Regions from separate parts of the Homo sapiens genome. Here region 2 is linked to region 1. The links are chromatin contacts, found by Hi-C in ENCODE. All regions are on one chromosome and are shown on one strand. The core of a region is the stretch at or near the end of the contact, and the rest is flanking DNA. Distances in the headings are between cores, read along the strand shown. Region 1 has its middle 82 kb from the start of LINC00922. Region 2 has its middle 95 kb from the start of CDH5.

What was found. Hi-C counts contacts between places; a loop is a spot of excess contacts on that map. Pooled maps may share reads with other maps.
Region 2: a loop to region 1 is called in a map of A673, with 3 times the contacts of the local background. The contact joins two enhancer-like sites. A Hi-C loop is called at or near these places in 5 of 168 maps with a recorded cell type or tissue (A673, IMR-90, PC-3 and 2 more) and 2 of 50 pooled maps.

The regions. Positions count from the first base shown.
Region 1 is chr16:65,654,590-65,661,145 of GRCh38, reverse strand. No RefSeq gene overlaps it. Among named protein-coding and RNA genes, the nearest start is that of LINC00922, 82 kb to the right of the region's middle. RefSeq lists enhancers at 2,242-3,441, 4,533-5,032. Within about 2 kb of position 2,670, at least 4 of the 41 ENCODE cell types and tissues checked have a DNase peak (open chromatin) inside an H3K27ac peak, as active enhancers do; they include A673, where a contact is called at or near this core.
Region 2 is chr16:66,268,566-66,274,704 of GRCh38, reverse strand. No RefSeq gene overlaps it. Among named protein-coding and RNA genes, the nearest start is that of CDH5, 95 kb to the left of the region's middle. Within about 2 kb of position 4,349, at least 11 of the 41 ENCODE cell types and tissues checked have a DNase peak (open chromatin) inside an H3K27ac peak, as active enhancers do; they include A673, where a contact is called at or near this core.

The sequences.
Region 1 (6,556 bases), core at 1,421-3,920:
GCCTTGCTCTTTGATCCTAAAGAGAGTGCAGGGGTAGAAGTAAAGGCTATGGTACCTTCAGCCACAGCAAGCCTCTTCTTCTTGATAAAGTTACTAGCTCAGAAAAGCAGGAGAAGGAAGCCCTTTTATTTTATTGTTCATTTCAGAGTGTGGTAAGTTTCCGTGTGTTGGGAGCTATGCAGATACCAGAGATATTAAGGGTGGTTTAGGCCCAGCTGAGATAGATGCTTATCTGTTCACTTGGGGACATGCTTGGGGGTAAACTGCTGCTGAGGCAAGGAGGAGATGTGAGGGGCATCAGGGGCCAAGGGGAGGGGCACAGGTAGGGGAGAACAGTTCTGCAGGTCCTGGTAAGGGGAGGCTTCTGGGAAGAAGTGATATTTGAGCTGATTTTTGAAGGAGGCTGAGGAGGAGGCTTTAATTCTTTAATTCAGTTTGACAAAGGTGAGGATGTCCCGAGGGGCGTTGCATGGACAGTGGCTCAGACAAGAGAAGGATCTTGGCAGGCTCAGGGAAGAGGGACTCATCAGTTTGGCAGAAGCCCCAGATGTGAGTATGTATCAGGGAGCTTGGCTAATGCAGCAGGGGAGGATGCCTGGGCGAGGACGAGGCTGGAGAGAAAGGTGGCACCGAGCATGTGAAAGGCTTGGCATTTATTGCCTGGAATCAACATGTCACTGCAGAAAAGGCAGCTAATCCATACTGGGGATCAAGGGAGCTTCCTAGAGGGTGTGATGATGAAGCTCAGCACTGAAAGCCTGGGGAAGGACTGAGGCAGGCCCAGCGAATGGCAAGTGAGGTATCCTGGGGCTTCTGGAGGATGGAGAGAGGAGGACAGGATGCCACAATCCCAGAATTGAAGCGGGGTGGTAGGATCATGCAGAGGCAGCAGCTGGTACCAGGTCATCCAGGGCCTTGCAAGCCGTGTAGTCACTGGGATCCAGGGCAGGTCACAAGCAGGGTCTGACATGAGCAGGATTTCGGCTCTAAGTCCCCAGCTGACTCCAGCTGCCCGAGCTAATGGCCTGCGTTCTCCCCTCTACACAGGCCTAGCAGAATGTTGCCCAGGGTTGGTGCTATTTGGTTGATGGGCTCTTGCCTGTGAAATCTGTTTAGCTGGGCACAGAGGGTTCCAGTCATCCCTTAGATCTTTGAACGCTCGCTCGCAGAGAGCCCCCCTTGCTGGTCTAATGCAGATTTGTGGCCCGTTCTGTGGAATTCATTCTGCACTACAAGAGTATGATATTACCCGATGTTTATGGATGGCTGAGTCTAAAATATCCATTCTAAAGTCCACTGAAGGATGAAATTCCTTGTTACTTTCATAGATTCTCTTGTCTTATTTTTCCCCCCATGGAGGAACATAAAGCATTTGTATTTTTAGCTCAAAGCCTGGTCATTTTAAAAATCATACCTGAATAAGAAGGAAGGGCATTCTGGGGGGAGATGGGCGGTTTGAGGAAGACAGTCTCAGCCTGGGACGGGTTCCCTGAAGCAACCCCCTCCCCAGGGAAGTTCTCTATTTGTCATGTTTCAGCCACAGCAGGAAGCAGAGGGCTGCAGTTGTCTCAGAAACTGTCAATGATAACAATACTCACCAAAACTCAGGATTTAAACACTAGGCAGAGGTTGCAGTGCAGCCAACCTAGACTCCCAACCAAGAAGGAAACAGGGCAGGGATGAAGTTTTGAGTCCATCCCTCTGCACCTTCTCCATGGTCAAGATGTTGGTGTTCTTGGGGCTTTGGTAAAATGTGTGAATATGCTATAATTCTTGAACTGAACTGCTTTAAATTTCACTAACTGCTCCCCTGTGCCTCTTTTATAATGATTCTCCAATGTCCAGAAAGTCCCACCTTATGTTTGTCAGACAAGCCTTTCCTGCTGGTTCCAGGTAAAAAGATCCACACTTTGCCTTTGAGTTCCCGGGGCACCCTGTCTCACCAGTGAATCACCTGCCACTTGTGGTATCATCTGGCACTTGTTGGATTTTTTGTGTGTATAGCAGTGCCTGGTGCCAAAAATGCACAAATGAATCAATTCAGAAGCATGTCCATAAACAGCTTATATCCTACAATACTGCAAAGAACTGCAGCTGGGCCACCTCCATCATCACTCCTTACCCATGTACACATCATCATGCAGTGTCCTAAGGATTTCACACATCATCTCCTTTAATGATGAAATCATTGGATACTGATATTAACAACACTGTATGGTAGCAAAACAGACACAGTCCTTCTCCTCTTGGAGCTTAGAGCCCGGACAGAAGGCAGCCAGTCAGATAGAGAGTAGGTCTGTAGGACAGGCAGAATGCAGGATGCTGTGAGAGCCCAGGACCAAGTAGCTCATCCACACTGGATATTCCAGTAAGGATTCAGGGAAGTGCATGTTACACAAGAGACCTGCAGTACAGGTAGGAACTGGCCAAACCAAAGGAAGTCGAGTGTTCCAGGCACAGGGAATGGAATGCAGGAAGGGCTGGAGACTTGGCTAGACCCTGGAAAAAGGCTGAGCTGGAATGTGCAGGCTTTTTGATCTGGATCATTCTGGCAGACCTAGCTGCATTGACCTAACCTCCAGATGGCTTCCCTTGCTGTTGTCTGCTCCAAGCAGTGGGATGTGGTAATGAGGAACTGCCTGCGGGCCTGCTCATGAGTCTTCCGGGTTTGTCCTGGACGGGTGTCCTGACTTAGTGAGTCAGCCCCATTTTCTCATTTCCTGTCTCCTTTGAAGGTTGTCCAGGCAGCAGCCCAGCCCACCTGTGAATTCCCAGTCCTCCTGCAGCACCCCCAGTATGCTGGCAAAAAGAGGTGCTCAGGAGGCATAAGCATGTGGCTGCACATCCCTTGCTATTGATGCAGATTTCAATCTGTCACTTAACCTCTCTGAGCCTTTCAGTCATCTCCCTTAGAATGGCAATAATGGCTGGGAGTGGTGGTTCACGCCTATAATCCCAGCACTTTGGGAGGCTGATGCAGGAGGATCATGAGGTCAGGAGTTCGAGACCAGCCTGGCCAACATGGTGAAACCCCGTCTTTACTAAAAATACAAAAAATTAGCCAGGTGTGGTGGCATGTGCCTGTAATCCCAGCTACTCGGGAGGTGGAGGCAGGAGAATCGCTTGAACCTGCGAGGTGGAGGTTGCCGTGAGCTGAGATCTCACCACTGCACTCCAGCCTGGGAGACAGAGCAAGTCTCCATCTCAAGAGGGAAAAAAAGAATGGCAATAATGTACCCACATCTTTGGCTTGTTTTGAGGATTAAATACAATAGCATATGTAAAAGTAGCACAGAGTAGGTGCTTTCTCTTGCCATTGCCTTCCATCTCTTTCCATTACAGAACACCCCAGAGCTCATGTACTGCTCATTCAACTCCAGCTAATTTTAATGTTGCTCAGCATTGTGGAATGTCAGCACCATGCCATTCACTTTGCCGCACTGCTGTCTCTCATAATGTTATAATGGCCATTTTACAGATGAAGAAACAGAGGCTCAAAAGAGATAAAGTTACTTGCCCAGAGTCCCAAACTAGTAAGCTGGAAATCAAGCCCCAGCAGTCAGACCTCAGAGCCTGAATTTTTCCACTTCACCCTGCACTTTGTCTCAGCCCCTTCTCAGTGGGCAGGGGCTGGTGGAGGCCTCTGCTGTCCTTCCTTCCAGTTCTTTCTTAATAGGATGCTATTAGCAGCTGACAAGCAGCACTGGGAGAAACACACAGTTGTAAATAACCCATTGTAGGAGAGCAGGAGGGCAGTTCTTGACCCCACATCCTGATAAAAGTCATTTGCTCCCCAGGCTCCCATTTAATTTGGAGGAACATATGCACGTTGTCGGAAGTGAGCCTATGTGTCGGGATTCAGCTCACAGGCATAGGCAATTGTTGATTACATCAAACACATCCCCAGGCCTGTGAAGGAGGCAGATTCGGGTGTGTTGCCGGCATTTGTGGTTCCCTTTGGGGAAAGCATCTGAAGTCTTTTCCTGGGGAAATCCCTGGGGTGGTCTTGGATCAAAGCCAGGTGGCTCTGCCTACTTTTCCAGAAGACAGGACAGGCACGAGTACAGGGTTCTTTTCAATGCCTAAAAGTGCCAGGTTTGTTTCCTATGTCATCTCATTTCATTATCCCACGAAACCCACAGGGGAGGCTTTATAGAGGAACAAACGGAGGCTCCAGGGGTTAAGTGATTTTGCTCTAAGTCACACAGATAATAAGCGAGCTTAGATTCAAACTCAAGTCTGTCTGGACTCAAATCTAGGCTTGTCTGCCTGTCTCCAGCTGGGCAATGTCTTAGGGGCACATTGTGTGCTCCAGGATTGAAGTGGGAGCTGGGGGTGAGGGATACACGGCTGCCAAATCTGCCCTCAACAAGAGCAAAACACCAGCAACAACAATGGTCCCCACCATGGACATGTGTGGGCATTGAGGCATCGCTCTACCTCTCCATCTCACTGCAGCCTCCCAGCCACCCTGTGGACAGGACCACTGAGGTACCTGAGGAATTAGGAAGCCTGGTCATAGGTAGTGGGGCTCAGGTGAGCAGTCAGCTTCAGGAGGCCCCCTCGGTGTTAGGGTGGTGTCAGGGCAGGTTGTCAGGCAAGGAGACTGCAGGAGGAGACTGCTGTCTGTGACTTGGACTGGGGAGCTTAGGCAGCAGGAACAGGGACTCCTGAATAGGGCCCATGAGTAGGGGTGGGATGCATTTCCTACACAGGGGACAGTGAAGGCAAGGGGGACAAAGGGCTTTATCTCTAGGTCGGCAGATGTCTAGGGACTCAGTTTTTTAGGACATAGGCTGCAGCTGTCATTGGCACGAGGAAGAAACTGAGTTCTCAGGAGGAGGCTTGGGATCAGGGTCAATGACAATGGTGAAGTTCTAGGTTGACAAGTAGGAAGTCATGCCCTCTGGGAGGGGCCAGCTTTTCTTCCAGGGGCTGGGCTGAACCTCTTGGTTGGGTCCATCAGTCCCAGCTGCACGGATGGGAGGCAGGTGGCTGCAGCCAGCAGCCAGAGTGTACCACCCACTGTCTCTCTAGTTGAGGGTTCGATTTCTCCCCTGTCTCCTGCAGAGCAGGTGGCTGCTGACTTCTTTGAAGAATGGAGCCTCACTTCACAGCTGGACACTGCCTAAACTTAAGAACCATTAGTGCTTCCAGGAACGTACCCCCTGGGGGACAAGGGAAGGGGAGGGGATAAAGAGATGGCCCTCCCTCTGCCTGGCCAAGCACTGCTCAGCTACCCCTGCTGTGGGGAAGAAAGGTTCTGCCTGCCTTTTTATTAAGGATTGTGGATTTTTCCAGCACATTACAGAATGACCCAGTGTCTCTGTCCTTAAGAGGAGAAATGCACAAGAAATGTGAGAGTTTGAAATTAAACGGGAAGGAGAGAGGCAAGGAAGGAGACTCAGAGAGTGGCAGACATAGCTGGGGCTGGAGTGTCTGCTGCCCACGCTGGAGTGAACTGGCTCAACACACCCAGGCCTCCAAAGAGGAGTTCATGCAGAAGTTGTTTCTGAGCCATGCAGAGCATCATCTCTCTGTTCTTATTCTCTACAAATAATTGCTCTACACTCACCCTGCACATGGCTCTGCAACGGTAAGAAAGGGGATTGGCATTAGGCGAGCTGAGGTCTAGATGGAGGGCTCTATGGAAGAAGGAGAATTGAGCCTGGTGCACTTTTTCTATGTAAAAGCGTTTTTCTCCTATTCGGTGTGTGCCTGGTTCTGGCTTTCACCCATCACCACCCTAGGAATCTTCCCTCCTCTGACCACATTTTTAATTCCTGAGTCTTGAATATATCCTCATTCTCATTCTCTCTTTCTCTTCCTCTCTCTTGCTCTCTCTCAAAATTACTCCATTTACAAAAGTCTCTTTCAACAACAGATGCCACAAGAAGCACCTCCAAACGTTGGATCCATTCATCTCCCTTTGAGACTACTCTTCTTTGAGATGCCTCATTCATTTCCGGGTCAATTGTCTTAAGAGAACTATCCACATTTATTTGCTTCATTGTACTGCATTCTACTCATGTGTCACTATCACTTTCACCACCCCGAGTCTAAGGCAGTGATTTTCTAAAATCCAAGGAACCTCCCAAGTATCACAGCTGAAGGACTCATTACTCCTCATCTTACTTGGCAACATTAGATGTTGTTGCTCATCATTTTCTCTCCAAACTTGTACTTTGAATTTGGTAATTCCCTCCTCTCTCTTCTGGTCCTTCTATTTCTCTGCCCACTTCTTTGGGTTCTGGGGATCTTCAAGGCTCCTTCCTCACCCCTCCTGTGGTCTTAGTATCTATATTCTTGAGCAGTCATCTACTGATCATGATGACATCCAAATCTCTTCCCCCTAACCTGTCCATGGAAGTCCACAAAAATGTGTGGCTGCAACAGAGCAGGAGTAATAATTTTGGTGAGACAGGATAAGGGATGACCAGGGTGGGTGTTTCGAAACATAGATTAATACAGGAATTAAATGAATTGTTGAAGATGTGGGAAAAACAATAGCCTTTTGATTCAGTTTGGTTAGGAAACAGAATTAAATTAGAAACTC
Region 2 (6,139 bases), core at 3,100-5,599, 610 kb before region 1:
AAACAGATTAGGCAAAACCTCTCCCTTTCTCAAGACACTTCCATATATGGAAAATTATTGTAATGTACTGATTTTCTTAGCATGAGTCTCTTTACTGCCATCTTCTGGAAGTTTATGACAGTATACACATTTATGATTATGATGGATAGCAGGCAGTCCTTTGCACCCTAGGTGTGACACTCTTGTGCCACTTCTCTGTGGTGGCCATTCAGGGAGATGAATCTGGAACCTTCTGAAGCCTAGGAGAAGAGGTTTATGGATTCTATTTTTCTGTTTGGATTTGTTACCCTGGTCCTGCCCATTGTAAATCTCTGGGCTTCTTCGTGTTCACTACGCCCGCCCATACCTGATCTTGCCCTGGGGCCTGTAAGGAGTCTTGTTTAAATGCAAGCCATTGCAGGAGTGAAGGCTTAACATCCCATGAACTCCTTTAGTTTTCTGCCTCAGTTTCCTTGCTGGGCTGACAGCTCCGCCACCTGACCTAGCTTTGACCAGCCCTGGGACCTTGGCCACTGGAGGGTGCTATTAGCTGGGTTATTGCTGGGATAAACTTGACCACTGGACCTCACTGGCTGGGAACCTTTGAATGTCTTCTATTGGACTGTTAGTCATTCTCCTTTGGGGCTTACAAGGTTCACTCACTCAGTCACTCACTAATTCAATTCATGAGTTCAGCAGGTAATGACTAAGTCCCCACACCATGCCAGTACTGTGCTAGGCACTGGGGGATCAATGGTGAGAAAAACAAGCAAACAAGCACATGGGATGCAGCAGACACCTCTGGCACCCTGCTCATCACATTCCTTGGCCAGCTGTGATTTCAGTGCCAGCGACAGTGGCCGGTGGCCGTTTCCCTGACAGCTCAGAAAGCTTGCCTTGCTCTTACAGCATCCACTTCATGTATGGGACAGATGCCTGTTGGTTTTCTGCCTCAGGGTCTTCTCCAGCGTTGTGGGAACACTCTTAGCCCATGCAAGCCTGGCGGTGTGAAGGCACGAGTTAAAATGTACCCAGGATTTGTTTTAATCAGTATGGTCAGACACGCAGGCAGGGAGATGATTGTCATAAAGGAAGAAGTTTATACTAAGTACTCTAGAAATGGGAGGCACTGCACACTGCTACCTGGAACACATGGGAAGCGCCAGGGTCAGAAGGCAGAAGAGGGAGAGGGGAGAGCAAGGCTCAGAGCCTTTGTTGAGGATTTCTTGGGAAGGTGTGGGCAAGGCAGGGTAGGTAGACTGAGTTAGCTTAGGATGGATAGTGTGAATCACTGTGGAGGGCTCTGGGCTTTCAAGGTCATTCCTAGTTGTCTGGTTCTTGGCCCTGTAGTGATTTAGGGCAGAGAGAATATTGACTTGGCAGTTGGACGGTTGGGGGTGTGGGCTCTGGAACGATTGCTTTGTACATCAAAGGTGCAGTCACAGGGGAGTCCTTTGCTGTCTCTAGGAATTAGCTAGCTCTGGGAGGGGCAGTCTCTCCAGGATCAAGGCCCCAAATGCCGGAGCATCAGGAATACAGAAAATAAGAAAATGCAGTCAATACAGGGCATGAATCTTGTCCGGGGAAGCTCTCAGCCAATGAGGGCTGGGAGCTGGTGGATGAATGCTCCAGGCTCTTGGCCTTTAGGGGACTGATTCTGGGGACTTCATGCTGCTTGTCAGGAGGTCCCAGCTGCACTGAGCCTCTGTTGCCCAAAGCATTGATGACCGCAACACAACTTTTAATGATCTTACTCCTCCCTATGCCATTTTCCCTCAATCCTTCACTCTTGCTGTCTGGGAACCTCTCCCAAATAAACAACCTGCACTCCAGTCTTATCTCAGGCTGTGCCTTCTGGGAACCCCACATAAGCCACCTGACCCCTGCTGCCTTAGAGCTTTACACTAGGCTCGGGAAAAGCTTCCTGGAGAAGAAACCATTTTTCTTGCTGCTGAAGAAAGACTCATTGTGTCATGGGTGAAAGGGGTAGGGGGAGAGCAGTCGAGGCAGAGCGAGCCACACATGCAAAGGGCCTGAGGCTGGTGGGAGGAGCATGGCCTGTTCCAGGAAGGTGTCAGGGGCTCCCCAGACCCCCGTCCCCACAGATCCAAGTTCCCAGCATGCCTTGCACCAAGGTCCAGCCATTTACAAAGAAAGAGCGAGTCCATCTGAGTGTTGACACATTCAGCGGCTCAGGTAATGTGTTTATTTTTATTTTTATTTTTGAGACAGAGTCTTGCTTTATCACCCAGGCTGGAATGCAGTAGCACCATGTTGGCTCACTGCAACCTCCGCCTCCCGGGTTGAAGCAATTCTCATGCCTAAGCCTCCCAGAAAGCTGGGACTACAGGCATGCACCACCACGTCCGGCTAATTTTTGTATTTTTAGTAGAGATGAGGTTTTGCCGTGTTGGCCAGGCTGGTCTCGAACTCCTGGCCTCAAGCAACCTGCCTGTCATGGATTGGACATGTGAGTCACCAAGCCTGGCCTCAGGTAATGTGTTTTAATAAGCAGCTGTTTGGTGTCCTTCTCCAGGGTAGTGGTAATGGCAGGGAACAATGAGACTGATGGGGTGTGTGTGAATGGCACCCTTCTTGCCTTTCTCCATCCCAAGGTTTTATCAAGATTCATCCCTCTCTTGGTCCTGGGGTTGCAGGGCCTGACCGGCACAGAGGAATCTCTGTGTAGTTTCCAACACCACTCATTCACAAAGGGGAAACTGAATCCCGTGTTAATCTTTCCACTTCAAAGATGATTCCAGGTGAATGTGGGAGCCCAGTCTCAGAGACGCCCCTCTCCTTCTGGCTCTGGTTCCCCTCCCTCCCCTGTAGCCTGCCCACTGAACTGGGCCTCTGGGCTCAGCTCTGCAGTCTGCAGGCCACCGGGAGGAGGTGCGCAGAGATCTGGACGGGTTTACAACAGCTTGACTGGAAAACTTGGGGATTTCAGATCTCAGCTAAGAGGAAGTCTCTGGAATGCACAGACCCTAGCCCCCTTGTCTTTGGGGCCAGGCACAAAAATCAGGAGTTCAGTGAAGTTTCTGTCCTTGCATTTCTTCCAAGGGTGGGGCTCGAGAGAAGGGAGGGCCAGAGCTGAATCTGAAGCCACAGTGAGTCACTGTGCCACGGGCATCTTCTGAGGCTTGGAGAAGTCACCTAGACAGGCATAAGCTCCATGATGCATTCTTCTCCAAAACCTGCTTACCTCTACCCTGGTGGACCCATCCCCAGGCCAGCAGAGATAGAGAGGCCTGGGTGCATGGGATGGGGTGGGGCGGGCAGAACTCCTCTCCCTCCATTCAGCTGCCCAAACCTTGGCCTGGGCAGCTCCCTGTGTGTGAGCCCAGTCTGGGGCTCCCCGCCTCACTGCCTCATCCTGATGCCAGGCTCTGGAAAGGAGCTGGGAGACTTCTAATAAGGCTTCCTAGACCCCTCACACAAAATGGAGGCAGACGCGCTCCAGCACTGCCTTGTCTTAGAAGTAAATTTTCTCTTTCTGCCCCCTCTCATTCCTTTTCTCCCCTTTTCTCTTTTGCAATCAAGGCTGCCTGGGTTAAAATCCTAGCTTCCCCTCTACCTGTGTGGTTTTGGGTGAGTTCCTTAATCTCTCTCTGTGTCTCAGTTACCTCGCCCAGGAGGGGATAATAATCGGTCTGAGGTGAGGACTAACGCCTGAGAAGTGCTTAGATCCAGGGAAGCCAGGATGGGAAGGTGTGAGCTGTTACTAGGGTGGGCAGTGCAGACGGCAGGGGCTGTCCTTTTGGAATCCTAAATTTCACACAGAAAAAGGACATGGCTTCCGCTGCCTGAGTTTGAACTAAAGTCCGATGAGGAGAGGGGTCACACTGGAATTGCTAATTACACATTTAGGGGAAGATAAGTGTCTATCCTCTTTAGGCGGTGGGGTGACAGCAGCGGGCACCCTGCTGTCCGCTTTTAAATACATACAGATGGGATACCTCGTTTGCCCAGGCCAGACGCCAGGTGGCAGCCATTTCGGAGCGCTAGGGACGGGGCGGGCTGTCTGGGAACCCGGGGGCCACGCAGCGGGCAGGCAACCTTCTGCTCCAGGAAGGCGTGGAGACGCGGCCGCTGCGTGCAGGACTCCCGTAGCCGCCAGGGGGCGCTGTGGCCACGCGGCCGCCGCCGGCCTCCCAGCGAACCCGGACCCTGCGCTGCGCTCCCGGTTCGGCGCTGCCACCCCCAGCCCAGCCCTGGCGGCCCGCTCACAGGCCCCGCGGGGAGCACCCGGTCTCCTGCCGAGCGTGGGGACCCAGCTGAGATCCGCTGCCCCTCTGGCCTCAGTTTGCGCTTCTGCAAAGTGGCACCGCCTGCCGCCCGCGTGGCAGCTCCTCAGCTCGAGGCCTTCAGGTTTCTCTTCTCAGTCACTGGGCCCTGAACTCGGTGCCGCACTCAGCCAGATCCCGGCTGAGATCCCTCTGATCTCAGCACCAGAGAAGGCTGCTTTCCTCCCTCCCTCCTTCATTTTCTCCCCTTCCTCTCCCTCCATTTTTCCTTTCTTCCACCCTCTCCTTTCTCTCTTCGTTTCCCTCTCCTCTGCTTCTCCCTCCCTCCCTCCCGTCCTCCCTTCCTTCTTTTCTTCCTTTCTCCCTCCCTCCCTCCTTCCTGGGGCCTTACCTCCCCCCTCCCTCTCTCTCTCCCTCCCCTCCCTCCTCGTCTCTCTTCTTCCCTCCCTCCCTCCTTCCTGCTTTCCGTTCTTCCTGGGGCTCTCCCTCCCCCTGCTTCCCTGTCTCCCTCCCTTCCTCTTCTCTCCCTCCCTCCCTGTCTCCCCTCCCTCCCTCTCTCTAACTGCTGGTTCAGCAGAGGACTCTTGGTTTGATTCCGGGTCTCCCCTCCGCAGAGGGGACCTGCTTTCCTGTGCAGTGCAGGGTCTATCCTGCTGCCCCCAGCCCCCTCCCTCCCTCCCTCCCTCCCTCCAGGCATCTTTGACTTGATTGTTGGAACCCTGAACTCACCTTGGGCCGCAGGCCGCAAGTTGGACAAACTTGTTCTAGTGTGCTGTCAACAATGAGAGGGTCATTTCCAACTGGAGGGTGACAGATCACACAGAAATTCGGGCCTCCCCGTAACCCGAGTCCTGAGCAGGGAGTACCCTCTGGAAATACCAGCTAACACCATGTCTCCATGAAACTGACCAAGGAGTGAAAATCATTTCTTTCTGAAAGGGACGCTACACATTCATCCTTTTAAAGGCAGGGATAAAATATGGAAAGGGTCTAAAAGTGCTGCATCTCTCTGCCTCCTTGACCCCAGCCTCCCAGTTCCTCTTCCTGCAGGCAGCAATTGGTACAAGCTTCCTACATAGCTTTCCAGATACTCTGTGCAGAGAAAAACGTGTCAGGCCATATGTCTCCTTTAGAAAATATAGCACCGTAGACAGGCTGCTCTATACCTTGCTTTTGACTTAAAATATATTTTAAAAATGTATCTTAGAGACTGTTCAATATCACAATATGAGGTTGATCTATCTCTAGCTGAGTGGTGAAGAGGATGTCTCTGGGAGCACTACCTGAGCTTGAACTTGGGTCCTTCTCTTCCTGGCTGGTGACCCTGAGCAAATTACCTAACCCTTCTGTGCTTCTGTTTCCTCATTAAAAATATTAATACTATGTATTTCTTGAGGTCATTGTGAGCATTCAAGGACATAAACATTCTGCACAGGGCCTGGCACATGGCACATGCTCAATAAATGTTGGTTATTAGGATCCCACCTTGTTTACTTTATTTTTTCTTTTTGTTTTGAGACGGAGTCTCGCTCTTGTTGCCCAGGCTGGAGTGCAGTGGTGTGATCTCGGCTCACTGCAACCTCCGCCTCCCCAGCTGAAGTGATTCTCCTGCCTCAGCCTCCCAAGTAGCTGGGATTACAGACACCCACCACCATGCCCGGCTAATTTTTGTATTTTTAGTAGAGACGGGGTTTCACCATATTGGTCAGGTTGGCCTCGAACTCCTCACCTTAGGTGATCTGCCTGCCTCAGCCTCCCAAGGTGCTGGGATTACAGGCATGAGCCACCATGCTCTGCCATTTACTTTAATTTTTAAAAATCATGATTTAAACAGGAAATACTGTGCCCTGTAGTGACAGTTGCAAATGTAAGCTTTGGAGACCATCCTGTATGCTGGCTTCACCACTTGCCAG